Linked DNA regions of Homo sapiens: all the other regions are linked to region 2. A link is a contact called in ENCODE Hi-C or POLR2A ChIA-PET data. All regions are on one chromosome and are shown on one strand. The core of a region is the stretch at or near the end of the contact, and the rest is flanking DNA. Distances in the headings are between cores, read along the strand shown.

Evidence for each region. Hi-C counts contacts between places; a loop is a spot of excess contacts on that map. ChIA-PET counts read pairs that join two places held with the same protein, here RNA polymerase II (POLR2A). Pooled maps may share reads with other maps.
Region 1: a loop to region 2 is called in a pooled map, with 5 times the contacts of the local background. The contact joins the promoter of SLC35D1 here to the enhancer-like site in region 2. A Hi-C loop is called at or near these places in 2 of 37 single-sample maps with no recorded cell type and 3 of 50 pooled maps.
Region 3: a pooled map shows a loop between it and region 2 (3-fold over the local background). The contact joins the promoter of DEPDC1 here to the enhancer-like site in region 2. A Hi-C loop is called at or near these places in 1 of 37 single-sample maps with no recorded cell type and 5 of 50 pooled maps. POLR2A ChIA-PET finds 5 or more read pairs at or near these places in 1 of 52 experiments (GM12878).

The regions. Positions count from the first base shown.
Region 1 is chr1:67,052,629-67,057,491 of GRCh38, reverse strand. SLC35D1 (solute carrier family 35 member D1) reads left to right here and starts at 3,344. Exons shown (of 12, transcript NM_015139.3): 1 at 3,344-3,681; 2 at 4,503-4,536; 3 at 4,635-4,721. The coding sequence starts at 3,479. RefSeq lists silencers at 3,240-3,429, 3,720-3,929.
Region 2 is chr1:67,757,156-67,761,910 of GRCh38, reverse strand. The region is part of intron 2 of GNG12 (G protein subunit gamma 12); the gene reads left to right. The region is part of intron 1 of LOC105378781 (a long non-coding RNA gene); the gene reads right to left. Among named protein-coding and RNA genes, the nearest start is that of GNG12-AS1, 73 kb to the left of the region's middle. Within about 2 kb of position 1,615, at least 21 of the 41 ENCODE cell types and tissues checked have a DNase peak (open chromatin) inside an H3K27ac peak, as active enhancers do; they include GM12878, where a contact is called at or near this core.
Region 3 is chr1:68,495,514-68,500,105 of GRCh38, reverse strand. DEPDC1 (DEP domain containing 1) reads left to right here and starts at 3,024. Exons shown (of 12, transcript NM_001114120.3): 1 at 3,024-3,154. The coding sequence starts at 3,107. It overlaps DEPDC1-AS1 (DEPDC1 antisense RNA 1), which reads right to left and starts at 3,430. Exons shown (of 3, transcript NR_110671.1): 1 at 3,335-3,430. RefSeq lists enhancers at 3,124-3,183, 3,294-3,343.

The DNA of each region.
Region 1 (4,863 bases), core at 2,095-4,594, 710 kb after region 2:
AATAAAAAATGAGTATAAACTCTTTGGAGGTTGTTAATTTGGAATTTCCTCAATTCTATTAATTTTTTTATTAAAAAGTAGCCTTAACTAAGCAATTCTACTTCTAGAAATTTATACTTGCACAAAGTTGAATGGACAAGCATTGTTTGTACACTGAAAAATGGCAATAACTTAAATGTCTATAGGGTTACATGATGATGCATCCAACTAATGGAATACTCTGAAGCCTTTGAAAAGAATGAGGTTAAGTTTAAGCGTTGCCACAGAAAGACCATCAAGGAATAGTAAGTGAAAAGAGGAAGACTGCCTAATAATACTAGTGATAACAGTAATTGTAATAAACACTCATATTATGTTCTAAGCACTTTACATTCATTAACTCATTTAATTCTCATTGTAACTCTATGAGGTGGGTACTATTGTTATCCCCATTTTACAGGTGAGGAAATTGAAGCACAGTGATGTCTAGTAATTTGCCCAAGGTCACAAAACTACTAAGTGTCAGCAGCAGTGTGTGGCTTGAGGATTAGTGTTCTTCTCTGGTTCTATTCCAGGTATGTTTTTTAAAATGTGTAAAAATGTGTATATATGTATATATTTGCTTTTTATTATGAGGGTCATTGTTACTTCTATAATATTTTTTCTGCAAGGATGTTTCTTAAAATACAATGTTTTAGTTATTTTTCCTTTTGAAGCTAGCAGTCAAGGAAGAAATTTAATCATTTTCCTTGTTTCCATTGATTCAATCAACTAAAATATCTAAACTGTGTTAGGCACCCTTGCCTGCCACTGTCCTCAAGAAGCAACTGTCTAGTGGAAGAGAGTGATATGTAAACATGTAATGCAGAGCCCCTTTGCTACGGTCTGTATGTGTCCTCCAAAATTCATATGTTGAAACTTAATCACCAATGTGATATTATTAAGAGGCAGGCCCTTTAGGAGGTGACTAAGTCATGAGGGCTCTGCCTTTGTGAGTAGGATTCATGCCTTATGAGAGAGGTTTCACACAGTGTTTGTCCCTTTCTGACCTTCTGTCCCTTCTGCCATGTGAGGACATGGTGTTCTTCCCCTTCAGAGGATGCAGTGGTTAAGGTGGCACCTTGATCTTGGACTTCTCAGCCTCCAGAAGTGTGAGAAAATAAATTTCTATTTTTTATATGTTATCCAGTCTCAGGTATTTTGTTATAGCAGCAGCAGCAGATGGACACTCTATAAAGGGGGTATATAAAGATGCGGTAGGAGAGGCACAAAGGAGAGAGATCAATTATGTAGAGGGAAGTGGGGGGCAGTGTGAAGGCTGCCCAGAGAAGAGGTAATGTTCTGCCAAAATACGGAAGGAAATGTAAGAGTTTTTCAGGAGCTGGGTGAGAGGAGGAAGAGAAAAAGCAGCCCAGATGGAGGGAATAATGGGAGTAAAGACACAGAAGCCGGAACCCACATTGTTGATTTATCTGCACCTTAGGGGAGGGAAACGTGAATAGTGCCTCTGGAGATGTGGGTAGGAACCACATTATCTAGGACCTTGTAGGCTATGTTAAGAACCTCATCCTGTGTACCAGTTTTTTAAGAAACACTTGAAGAACATAGGTGTTCTCAAAGTAACTCAAAAGATATAAACCAATTATACACATATAATTTAATATTATTCAGCCTTAAAAAGGGAGGACATTCTAACATATGCTACAACGTGGCTGAACCTTGAAGACATTACGTTAATGAAGTAAGTTCATCACGAAAGGACAAATACTACATGATTCCACTTATATGAGGTACCTAGAGTAGTCAAATTCACAGAGACAGAAAGTAGAACACTGGTTAACAGCAGAGAGGGAAGGAAGTAGGGAAACAGGGAGTGATTGTTTAAAGGGGAAAGAGTTTCACTTTGGGATGGTGAAAAAGTTCTAAAGATGGATTAGTGATGATGGCTGCAAAACGATGTGAATGCAGTTAATGCCATGCAATTGCATACTCAAAAAGGGTTAAAATGATAAATTTTATACTTTGTATATTTTGCCACAATTTATTTCTTTCTTTAAGATGGTCTTGTGCTGTTGCCCAGGCTGGAGTGCAGTAGTATGATCATAGCTCATTGCAGCCTTGACCTCCTGGGCTCAAGCCATCCTCCCACCTCAGCCTCCTGAGTAGCTGGGACCACAGGCGTGCGCCACCACATCTGGCTAATTTTTTTATTTTCTTGTAGAGAGAGGGTCTCACTTTGTTGCCCAGCATGGTCTCAAACTCCCGGGCTCAGGCATTCCACCTGCTCCCAAAGTGCTGGTATTACAGGTGTGAACCACTATACCTGGTTTACCAAAATATAAAAATAAGAAAAAAAAAAAAAAGAAATTTAAAAAGATACAGACCAAGCACTTAGAAAAATAATTCAAAGTTCTTCTTTCCTAATCTATTAAAGTTCAATACGTAATTTCTTTGCTTAAACCGATCATAATGATTTGCTTCTGTTATACAATAATGACTACCATTTACCGAAAACTAGCTCTTTGCTAGCTACACATCCACAGAGATCAGGTTCAGGGAGGTCATCTAATTGGTCCAAGACACACAATAAGGAGTGAGTGTGTTGGTGGGGGGGGGGGGGGTCGTCATTTCTAGGAATCCTACAATTGGAAATCAAGTCTTTTAGGCTCCAAACACCTTGTGCTTTCCCCAATCCCCAAGCTGCTTATCTTGCTACTTTTTGGGATATGTCAACATTTTTCTTAAAACAAACAAACGAAACTTCTCAATCTGAAAAGTATTGTTTGGTGTTTTCTGGGTTCAGAAAATGTAAGAAGCCTGAGGCATTGCGGAATGAAATTTTCGTTGAGTGTTTACTGTTGATCCACATCTGATACTTTTGAAGGGTTTTTACCCCCTGCAAGAGAGACTAAAAGAGCATTCAGAATTAGTCTAGACGCAGTGTACTGTAACTACTTGGCCGGCCACCTGTAACAGAGGGGAGGAGGGTCTGCACTTAGTTGCGGCAGTTATCCGGAGAATACGGCCTTCCAGCCCCTCTGCCACCAGACTCCCCACGCCCCAGGTACGCGCCCCGCGGAGAGACCCAGCGCGTGCTCGTGCGCAGGCGCAGGGCGACTGTCACCCGGAGTCTGTGGTTTGTCGCCCGGCGCTCTGGTGTCTCGATGTAGTTCCCCTGGCTTCTCCTTATCCGCCTCGGGCAGGGGGGTCGCCACTGCCCCTTCTCCAGGCTCTCTCCAACCCCTGCCCAGGCTAAGCCCGGCGCGGCCCTACTCTCTGACCCCGCGTTGCACAATGCCCGAGCAAAGTCTCCAGGGGTGTGAACCCCGGCGTCCCTGCCCCTGGGCGGGGACAGGCGGCGGCCAAGCGGGGAGTCGAGGCGGCGAGCGCGCAGCTGGCCTAGTCTGCGGTCCCCAACTCCTGGAGTCCCCTGGGAGCTGCCGCTGCAGGCCCCCGAGCCGCTAGGCCCCGCCGCCAGGCCACCGCTGCTGCGGCAGCCATGGCGGAAGTTCATAGACGTCAGCATGCTCGGGTTAAAGGAGAAGCCCCCGCGAAATCCTCCACACTCCGAGATGAGGAGGAGCTGGGGATGGCGTCGGCCGAAACGCTGACCGTGTTTCTGAAGCTGCTGGCCGCCGGCTTTTACGGCGTGAGCTCCTTCCTGATCGTGGTGGTGAATAAGAGCGTGCTCACCAATTACAGGTAGGGCCGAGGCGGCGGCGGCCCAGGCCGCGGAGGAGGAGCGGGCGGCGGCGGCGGCGCGGCGCCGGCTCCCTGGACTTTGACTGCCAAAGTTAAAGCCGAACAAAGTTGGGCGGGAGCTGGGGAGGGCGGGCGGCTGACGCGCGCGGCCCGGGCAGCGGAGCCGGCCTGGCGAGCGGGCCTGTGGCAGGGGTCCGCTCCCTGCGCGGAGCTCCGGCCGGCCCGGCACATTTGGGGCTCGCCTGCCATGCCCTGGGCGCACCGCCCCGAAAACCCTGCCCTTCAGAGAGATGGAGCAAAGTGATTTGCTTGGTGACTTTTGAGCCGTTATGCCTGTCGATCAGGGAGGAGAGCGAGGGAAGCCTCCCTCCTCCGCAGCCTGGACAGGGGGCCGGGGCTTCAGTGTCCCCTGCACCCGCTGACAGCCTCTGGGGACGTACGCATCCTCAACCCAGCAGACAATTATTCCCTTGCTAACACTGGGACCCAGAGGCAGAAGTTGGTTGTTTTTTTTTTTAAGGTGTGTGAAATCGTTGCAGAGATCTGTATCTGCACTGCCTTGAGAAATCCTTTGCAGGCAGCGGACTGAAACTGTAGACTCGGACAAGATGGGACAAGCGGCCGCCCGAGGCTACATCAGCGGGGTGGACTGACAACCAACAGGCAGAGAGTTTTCTCCCAAGATTTTTGTTTGATTTAGGGGCGGACGTTGATGTGGCTTGTATCGGAATGCCTTATTAACGTTGCCGATGTGCAAATTGAATTCACGGAGCTAAGTTAGGTTTGTTCTGATCTTGTTTTTTTCTTTGCCCTTTTTGTAGATTTCCCTCCTCACTATGTGTTGGACTTGGCCAGGTTAGTTGGAATCCTCACCATTACGTGGTTTATGTTGTTAGAACTTCTGTGTGTGTCTTTATGTGTAGAACAGTGAATCTGTGTTCTCTTGTTTACAGATGGTGGCCACAGTGGCAGTTCTCTGGGTGGGAAAGGCGCTCAGAGTAGTCAAGTTTCCTGACCTTGACAGAAATGTACCTCGAAAGGTAAAAGAAGAAAAGCGATACTTTATTTTGTGAAATGAAGTCAGTATGTATTAACATATTTTATCAGTGCCTTGCGTATTTAAAAATTGCAGCCTCAAAATTGCCCAGTCTAGAGTGGTTATAATGAATGTAAAGAATAAAA
Region 2 (4,755 bases), core at 366-2,865:
TGCTTTCTTTGGTCCTGGAGTGGAGCCGTGATTAAACTCAATGTCCCCATTTCCCATTTGCAGGATCACTGAGAGAGTTTTCCTGATTGCCCCTGCCTCTCTCCCTGCACCCTCCCTCACCCGACAGAAAGCGGATGGTGTGCACATACCCTCAGGGAGGGTAAGGGACTAAGGGTTAACGGGAATACCTCGTTGGAGAGTTTGCCGATCTCGGATATACCCTGCTGAACTGTTGGAAATGTGTTTTATTTATTTGGAATCATAAAACCAAAGAGCCAAGTCGACCTGCACTTGACCTTGCAGGCTTTGTAGATACTTCTAGGGACCCAGAATTACCCCAAAGCAATGTTGTTATTGAACAAGATGCCCCCTGTTTCCCTAGACAGTAACTCATCATTGAACCATTTGCCTGGACCCATTATCCATTCCCTTCATGAGAGCCTGAGGACACCAATACATAAGGTTTAAATCCACCATTCAACAAAATCAGACAGAACAGAGATTCAGGATGCTACAGCTGAGTGAGGTTGGAAGCCTCTCTGTTTATCTTGGAAATCTTTTAAACTATTTTAGAGCATGATTTTTCACTCAGTTATTATTTGTATCTTAAAGCTGTCTCATAGGTTGTGAAGAAGATTGCCTGAACTGAGAAATTCAGGGCGTGGCACAGAGTAAGCATTCAATAACTTCCAGCTGTTATTCATAAATATTGACCAGCACAGTGTATAGAGAGGGAACACTAGACTCTTGGTCAGGAAAACCGACCAAGGTCTAATCCCAGCTTTACCCCAGAATCCTAGAAGTGAAGGGAAACTGATCTGGAAAGAGGTCTTAGAAATCTTCCAGTATCTAGCACAACTTTATTTCAGAAACTTAGACCTAGAAAGGCATAGGAGCCCTGTTTGTTACCCACAACTTAAATGTTCTCCTGCACATTTTCAAAGCAAGAATAATAATCGCACCCCCATTATAGGATTGTTTCAAGTCAAGGATGAAGCGAGTTGGTGTACATGAAACTCTTGAAGCAGAGTCCTTAATACATATTAGCTGGTATTGTTATTGTGGATTCTCTGTTTATCTTCCCCTCCTATTTGACTGCAAGGATCGAGACGTGTCCTCCTTGCTTACTGTCATGTCCCCGGCATCTGGCACAGTGCCTTACTCAGGAGGTGCCCAGTCAATGTTTGTTGAATAACTGAAGAAAGTATCTTGCTGAGGATCAAATTTAGGCCAAGTCTGAATCAGAATACGAGTTCTAACACTAAGGTTCAGTATTTCCACACAGTTCTACATTAGCTTTGACTTTAGGCAAGTCGCTTCATTTCTCTGTGCCTTGGTTTCTTTGCCTTGAACACGATCCATCAGGTTTTTCCTGGTCATGAGCAACGTGTGTCTTAAAGCTAAAGACACACATCACCCGTCCATCAGCCTTTTCGGGCAACCCATGTTTGTGCTCCACTGGCCACTAGGTGTCGTGGTTGGTCAAATATCAGAGAAAGCAAAAAATAAATAAAAATAAAAATAAATTGAACTGATTGACCTACCAACCTACCAAATGATGGGAGTGAGCTTATACAGTTATTGGAAGCTAGTTACCTCTGGATGAGTTGGCTGAGTTGCCTTGGAAACTCAGGGAGTTGCCCAGGATTTGCATGCGTGGACTTTGAAGCAAAGCATAGATTAGAGCCCACAGCTGTACTCACACCAGCTAGCACCTTGGACTCACTGGAACGTCACAGGGCCTTGGTTTCAGTAATGTAATGCATGTAACATGCTCAGCACTTCGCCACAGTGAAGGAAGAGCACTACAAAGTTAGTGGTTATGAGGGCTACTTCTGGTATTTGATACTGTAAAATGCTGCTTTTCTGTTCCTTGCCACGCCAACTGCTAAAGCTTTGAAGGCTTTCTGCCTTGCTCCCTGCTTTACAAAGCCAAATTTTTAAATAGCCCCTTAAACAGTAGAGTGGACAGGGTATCAGTATCAGGTTAAAAGGGCAGCCTAGAATATTTGGAGGGACACCAGAACTCCTTGGAATGTCACTGTGGAGCTTAGTCAACACAAAGCAGAGTGTTTTATACATGACTGGGACCCAGAGTGGAGGGAAGTGAGTGAGCATTGTTGAAAAATGGCCTTCACTGAAATTGCTCAAGTAAGGGTTTTCTTTGTTACATGGACTGTCATTTAGATCTAGGTGCCTTCTTTTTAAAATAATTTGGGGAAGCTTCTAGGAATAACAATGACTAGTATTTATTGCACACTTACTATGTATAAGGTATTATACAAAACATCATACTTGCATGATTTCATTTAACTCTCACAGCAACTCTTTGAGGTACATATAGTTCTTATGTCCATTTTGTAGATGAGGAAATTGAGGTGCACCAAGATTATAATAATTACAGCCAACAGATATTCGCAGGTCACACAGGGAATGGGTGAAAGAGTCCGAACACAAACCCAGGCCTACCTGATTCCAGAATTCGTTTTCTTAATGGCTACACTGTATTGTCTCCCACAGTACTTTGGATGCAGTTAGGCACTTGACCAGTGTTTACTGAGGTGAATAGTTCTCAGACTATAGTTAGCCAACACAGAGAAGACTGCCTACGCAGGAACCATAGAGATCTTGACACTCCTCCCACCCAAAGCCACATGCCCTCTGGCCTCCATTAGTACTGTGGGATGTATATGCTGTTCCATGTGCTGGATTTCACCCCTAACTTCTTAAAACATTTTTTATTGTTGTATAATAGTTGTGCATATTTGGGGGATACATGTGGTATTTTGATCATGTATACAATGTATAATGATCAAATCAGGGTAATTGGGCTGTCCATCACCTCAGACATTTATCTTTTGTTTGTGTTGGGAACATTGCACATTTTTTTAGCTGTTTTGAAATATACAATAAATTGTTGTTGACTCTAATTTTTCTACTGTACTGTCAGATACTAAAACTTATTCTTTCTCCCTAACTGTATTTTGGGACCCCTTAACCAACTTTTCATCCCCCCCTTCCCTTCCCAGCCTCTGGTAACCACCATTCTAGTCTCTACCTCCATGAGGTCTACTTTTTTAGCTCCCATACATCACTCCTAACTTTTTGTTGGTAATAAGGTATTCCTCCATTGGAGCAATCAGGAAAAGGCAAATGTTTTTAAGACACGCTTCCACAGGGAGCATCTTAGCTGATTTTATTTGCTTCATGTTTTTCTCTCAAGGACTTTTTTGGGTGGGTTTGTTCTATAGTTGTATCCAACCTCATCTTTCAAGCATCTAAAAGCCAGGGCTGACAGGTTACCAGGGATGAGCCCAGCCCTCTCTGCTGTACTATCAATGTGTGCTCCAGTGTGCATATAGCAGCCACTCAGCCCCTGTCCAGCATGCTCCCCAATCCTGACACCAGGCCAATGCCAAGCTGTGTGAAGAGCAGAGAGGGGTCTGCTGCCCAGGTTAGCGAGCTGGCCGCTGCTACCAGCCAATAGTATTTCATCGTCATGGCGAAATACTAGGTCTGAGGAGGGATAGCAGGACCCAGGCCACATTAATCCTTCTCCAGGTGTATTAGTTCAGTCCCAAGGGTTTGGTTGTTTGTTTATTCTAATGTGTTGCTGCAATAGGAAACCCAAAGCTAGGGCTGGACGCAGTGGCTCACACCTGTAATCCCAATACTTTGGGAAGCCTAGGCAGGCAAATTGACTGAGGTCAGGAGTTTGAGACCAGCCTGGCCAACATGGTGAAACCCCATCTTTACTAAAAATACAAAAATTAGCCAGGGGTGTGGTCGTGGGTGCCTGTAATCCCAGCTCCTCGGGAGGCTGAGGCAGGAGAATTGCTTGAACCTGGGAGGCAGACACTGCAGTGAGCCGAGACCGTGCCACTGCACTGCAGACTGGGCGACAAGAGTAAAACTCTGTCTCAAAAAAACAAAAAAGGAAACCCAAAGCCAAACTAAAACCTCCTTTTCAGACCTGCGATTCTGAGCACAGAGACTCGTTTATGTAACCCCTGTCCATTGCTGCGTTTTCTTTTTAAGTGAGCTGAGCCATCTCAAATCTTTCTCAGAACTTCCCAACACTCCCCAGTGTCCTTGGGGACCCCTAGTTCAGCCTTCTCAAAGAAAGCAGTGCTTTTCCTTCTGAATTTTTCTCCCTGTAAATACAAGATTTTTTTCCACTGTGACCAAAATCACACATATCAAAGGAGATGGAGAGGGAGTTTGGAGCTTCTGGAGGGAAGGCAACAGTCAGTATAGAGCAAGGTCCCCCGGAAGGCAGGAGGGCATGAGGTGGAAAGCCCTAGTGGAAAGGCTCCCATTTGTGATAGTCCCTTTGGCCCTACTGCTTGGCATCTTCCAGCCATGTCGGTCTTTGGTTGCCTTTCCAGTATGCAGCTGGAAGCAGGTTGGTGTTGGCTTTGTCATTAAAGAGCTAGTGGACACTTGAGTGACGGAAGGAGACATGAGTGATGAGCCAAAGGAGATTCTGGGCTCATGCGAATGTTTTTCTTTCTCTTGTCTAGAGTGGTGCTTCCTGCCTGTTTCCTCATGTAGGCTGATCATTCCTAATCCAGGAATCTGAAATCCTCCAAAATTCAGAAATTTTTTGAGCACTGACATGACACCAGAAGTGGAAAATTCCCTGTCTGACACCTTTGCTTTGTGATGGTTCAGTGTGAACAAACTTTGTATCATACACAATATTTAAAGTATATAAAATTACCTTCAGGCTCTGTGTATAAGGCCTATATGCAA
Region 3 (4,592 bases), core at 1,775-4,274, 740 kb before region 2:
TATACTTAGATTTGGTTATTTAACATAATCCCAGACTTCTTGGAGGCTTTGTTCATACTTTCTTATTCTTTTTTTTTTTTTTTGTCTTAGTCGGATTGGGTTAATTCAAAAACCTTGTCTTTGAGCTCTGAAGTTCTTTCATCTGCTTGTTCAATTCTATTGCTGAGACTTTCCAGAGCATTTTGCATTTCTATAAGTGCGTCCATGGTTTCCTGAAGTTTTTATTGTTTTTTAATTATGCTATCTATCTCATTGGAAATTTCTCCCCTCATTTCTTGTATCATTTTTTGGATTTCCTTAAATTGTGCTTTGCCTTTCTCTGGATCGCCCTGATTAACTTAATAATGAAACTTCTGAACTCTTTTTTAGGTTAATCAGGGATTTCTTCTTGTTTTGGATCCATTGCTGGTGAGCTAGTGTGATTTTTGGGGGGTGTTAAAGAACTTTGTCATATTACCAGAGTTGGTTTTCTGATTCCTTCTCATTTGGGTAGGCTCTGTCATAGGAAAGGCCTAGGGCTCAAGGCTGTGGTTCAGATTCTTTTGTCCCATGGAGTGTTCCCTTGATGTAGTGGTTTCCCCCTTTTCCTAGGGATGTGGCTTCCTGAGAGCCAAGATGTAGTGATTGTTATCTCCTCTGGATCTAGCCACCCAGCAAGTCTACCAGGCTCTGGGCTGGTACTGGGGGTTGTCTGCACAGAGTCGTGTGATGTGAACTGTCTGTGGGTCTCTCAGTCATGGATACCAGCCAGCACAGTATTTGGGGTGTCTTCCGGGTCCTGCAGGAGCAATCCACTTCCTTCAGATGGTCTATCAATTCTCTCAGCTTTCCTGATTTATTCCTGCAGTCATTCTGGAGCAAAAGTTCACAGTGCAAGCCTCCACATTCTGCTCTTTCCATCCAAGTGGGAGCTGCAATCTAGTCCTGCCTCCCATCCACCATTATCTCTCCAGCTACCTGAATTAAGTTCTGTGTGGCTTGGGACGCCTCACGATCATGGCAGAAGGTGAAAGGCACATCTCACATGGTGGCAGACAAAAGAAGAGAGCTCATTTTCTTTTGTGATACTCATTGTATCACAATGAGTAGATTAGGTTAGGTTCAGCTAGAAGAGTAAATTAACAGAGGCTCATATTTCTTTCATATATAAGTCCACAGCTAGGCAGTTCATGGGCATTACAGCATCTCAGCTGCACAGTCTTCAGAGATACAGCCTCCTCCAACCCTACACATTTACCCTGTACTCTCCCTCCCATGACAAACACACACACACACACATACATACACATATATACATACACCCCAATCAGGATTTGGGGAATCCCAGGAATCAGCATTTTAACAGGTATTGCAGGAAATTCTAAAACATGTAGTTTTTAACCCACTCTGAGAAATTCTAATGTAGGAGAATTAGGAAAAGGATGATAAAGTGACTCTCGCAGAATTGGTAATGAGAGGAAATAAAATGACTTCCAAGATTTAAACTATGCAATCAATGAATAATTGTTAAGAGCAAAGGTATGTAAAGTTACCTTAAAGAAACTCAGACCACTCACATTTAACAAAAACCTAACTTTTAAATATTTTATCATCTAAAGACACTATAAATGTGAAAGTGGATGGTGCAGAGTGAATCCACAGCCACAGTGGATTATTAAGGTACTATTAAGCTGTGGCTACCTATATCAAAGGCTGTATGTGAGATGATTTTCAACTTGGGGAGCTGGGCAAAAATAAATTTTGGCTTCCACAGTCTCATCTCCATTTCCTTCTGAAAGGAAAAAGAAAAGAAAAACGAAAATCCTGGGACAATGTATCATAAAGCCAGGTAAGAAACAGTTAACATTATTTTGTAACATCAATCATTTTACTTTTCCTTAACATAAGTGGAAAATTGAGTAGATTGTTCCTGTTTACCAAGTATGTTTTTGAAAATTCCTACCCACTGGTCCTGGTAGAAAATAGATGTGCTTCTGCCCAAATTAAGGAAAACTCCACAGACCTACACTACCACTCCCTGAACATTTTTCTTTATCTCTTCTTTTTACTGCATCCTATCCTCTTAAACTGCTATTTAATTTCCAAGTGAATTCTTCCACAGCTTCAAATCACTCAAGCAATCTCCCACTTTACTAAGGGATTCTTAGCATCAGATAGTTTCAGACTGGTGACAGGGTATTTATTAAAAGCATGAAGTCTGTGCTTTGCCAAGGAGACCTAAGACTGAGTAAGTCTCTTCAACTCTCGGAATGTAGTTTTTGTCATTTGAAAATTGACTTCTGTTGAAGATTTATTTTCTAAGATCCTAGTGAAATTTTAAGTGTATAATCACGATCCAAACATAACCAACATTCTTATACAGTGGTAGAGTTTAAGGGAAGCAATTTGACAAGTTGTACACAACCTTTCCCAAGCCCCACATTGTATGTACTTAAGAAAGACTACCTATAATCCATTTTATTACCCAACTGGGGGGTTCTGAATGATCCATTTTACTGCACAATTAGGGGGTTCTGAACCTAGATTTTAGCACTTCAGAGAATCATGGCACCTGCTGAGAGAGAGGATAGGCAGCAGAGAGAGAAACTGCGACACATATCCATCAGGTTGCTTTGCCTTCTAAGCTAACTGCTGAAGATCCTGTAGGGCCAGGCAGAAAAACCGTATTTTCTTGTCTTTTCAAATTTCAAATTCCCTTAAACCAAAGGCTGGACTCCAAATAATTTCGTTTGGAACTAAAGAGCTCATCCCCTCTGAGCACGAAAACAGGACTCTGTGACTCCGCCTCGCCGTAGACCGCAGGAGGGAGAAACAGCGCCAGGGAAACCCGAGCCTGTCCCATCGAGGCGGTCCCAGGCCAGCCCAGCCCACCCCAGCCCGCGCCAGCTACTGGAGCCCCAGGACGCAGCCGAGCGGCCCTCGCCGACTCCTTCCCGAGCCTGGCTGTGGCGTCACGTGACCCGCGGCGCGGCCAATCCGCGCAGCCCTCTATGCTATTCAAATCGGCGGCGGGGCCAACGGTTGTGCCGAGACTCGCCACTGCCGCGGCCGCTGGGCCTGAGTGTCGCCTTCGCCGCCATGGACGCCACCGGGCGCTGACAGACCTATGGAGAGTCAGGGTGTGCCTCCCGGGCCTTATCGGGCCACCAAGCTGGTAAGACAGCTCGGATAGACGGGACCGGTCAGCGGGCTGACGGCAGTCACCACTGTTCGCAGTTTTACCTCGACCGTTCGCAGTTTTACCTCGGTCGGAGGGATGAGTCCCAGGATCCCTAGGTTCAGTGAAAAGGCTGGCGAGGAGAAGTAGCGGGTATGCAACCCTTGCCAGACTCACCGCTCCCTCTATTTTGAGGGTCTGGGCCTCAGGTCCGAAAGGAAGCGCCGCGCGTAGGCCGCACCAGACTCGCTATGAGGAGCGACTCCTGTGCCTGGTGTGGCCGGCGTCCCGTGGGGGCGTCTTAGAATATTCCGATTTGGCCGCTCACCTCGCCTGATTTTCTACCCGCCTCAGAATTAGGGAACAATTGGGAATGAGGTCCAAAGCTTTGTAGGGTTAGGTGGGGGGCAAGCCCGAATGTGGCAATTTTGTTTATTGAACCCATAGAATTTAACGCAGGATGTATCGGCCGAATAGCACTAGGATAACAGCTGCCTGTTTCAAAACGGTATTTCTGAGTACCCATCAGTAACCACTGCTGGTGGTCCCTGAATTGCACGTACAGCACTCCTAACGCGTTTTGTGCAGTTGGGTCTTCGGTTCTATAGGATACTGTGGTGCTGGTTATGTGACGTTAGGTGAGTCCCCTACCTTCTGTGAGCCTGTTTCCACATTGGTAAAGGTTACTAATACATGCTTGCCTTAAGGGGTTTCCCAGGAGGATGCTGTTTTTTAAAGTGTGTTGTGATCTGCAGAATAACAAGCATTTTCCTCTTAGGAATGCCCTTCAGACGAGCATGTATTATTAGCCCTACTTTATCAGGTGCACACTGAGGCTCACAGACGTTAAATGCCCTCTAGAGTCACATCAACAGCAAGTGGCAGAGCTAGAATTCAGATCTTCCTGGTATGGCGATCTTACATGGATTCTGCTACTTAGTAAGTTATTGGCTATATTTACCAATATGAAGGATAGAATTTAGGACAGGAAGGAACCTCAATCAGTAGTCCTGCCACATTATTTAAAACCCATTAGATGAAAGTAGTATAAGCACGCTGAAAAAGAAAACATGCACTGAATGCTTACTAGTACTTCACATATATTACATCATTTTATCATTCCAATAAGCCCATTCGTTAGGTCCTTTTGTCCCTGTTTTGTGGTTAAGGAGATTGAGGCATAGAGATTGAAGATAGGCCCAAAAAGTCATAAACAATAGTGGCAGAGCTAGAGCTGGGAAACCAGCCCTACTAGTCTAACTCCAGAGCCTGTTCTTAAAGCCACTACCCTGTACTGCATCTCAGGAAAGCCGTTCTGTAATCTCCCTTAGTACAGAGTCCCTTTCTGTCATTTTTATTACTGTGTCCTCAGGCCAGTACAGAGTGAGCAGCTCAATATCAGTTTCTAGAGTCAATCACACCTGGGTTTGAATGC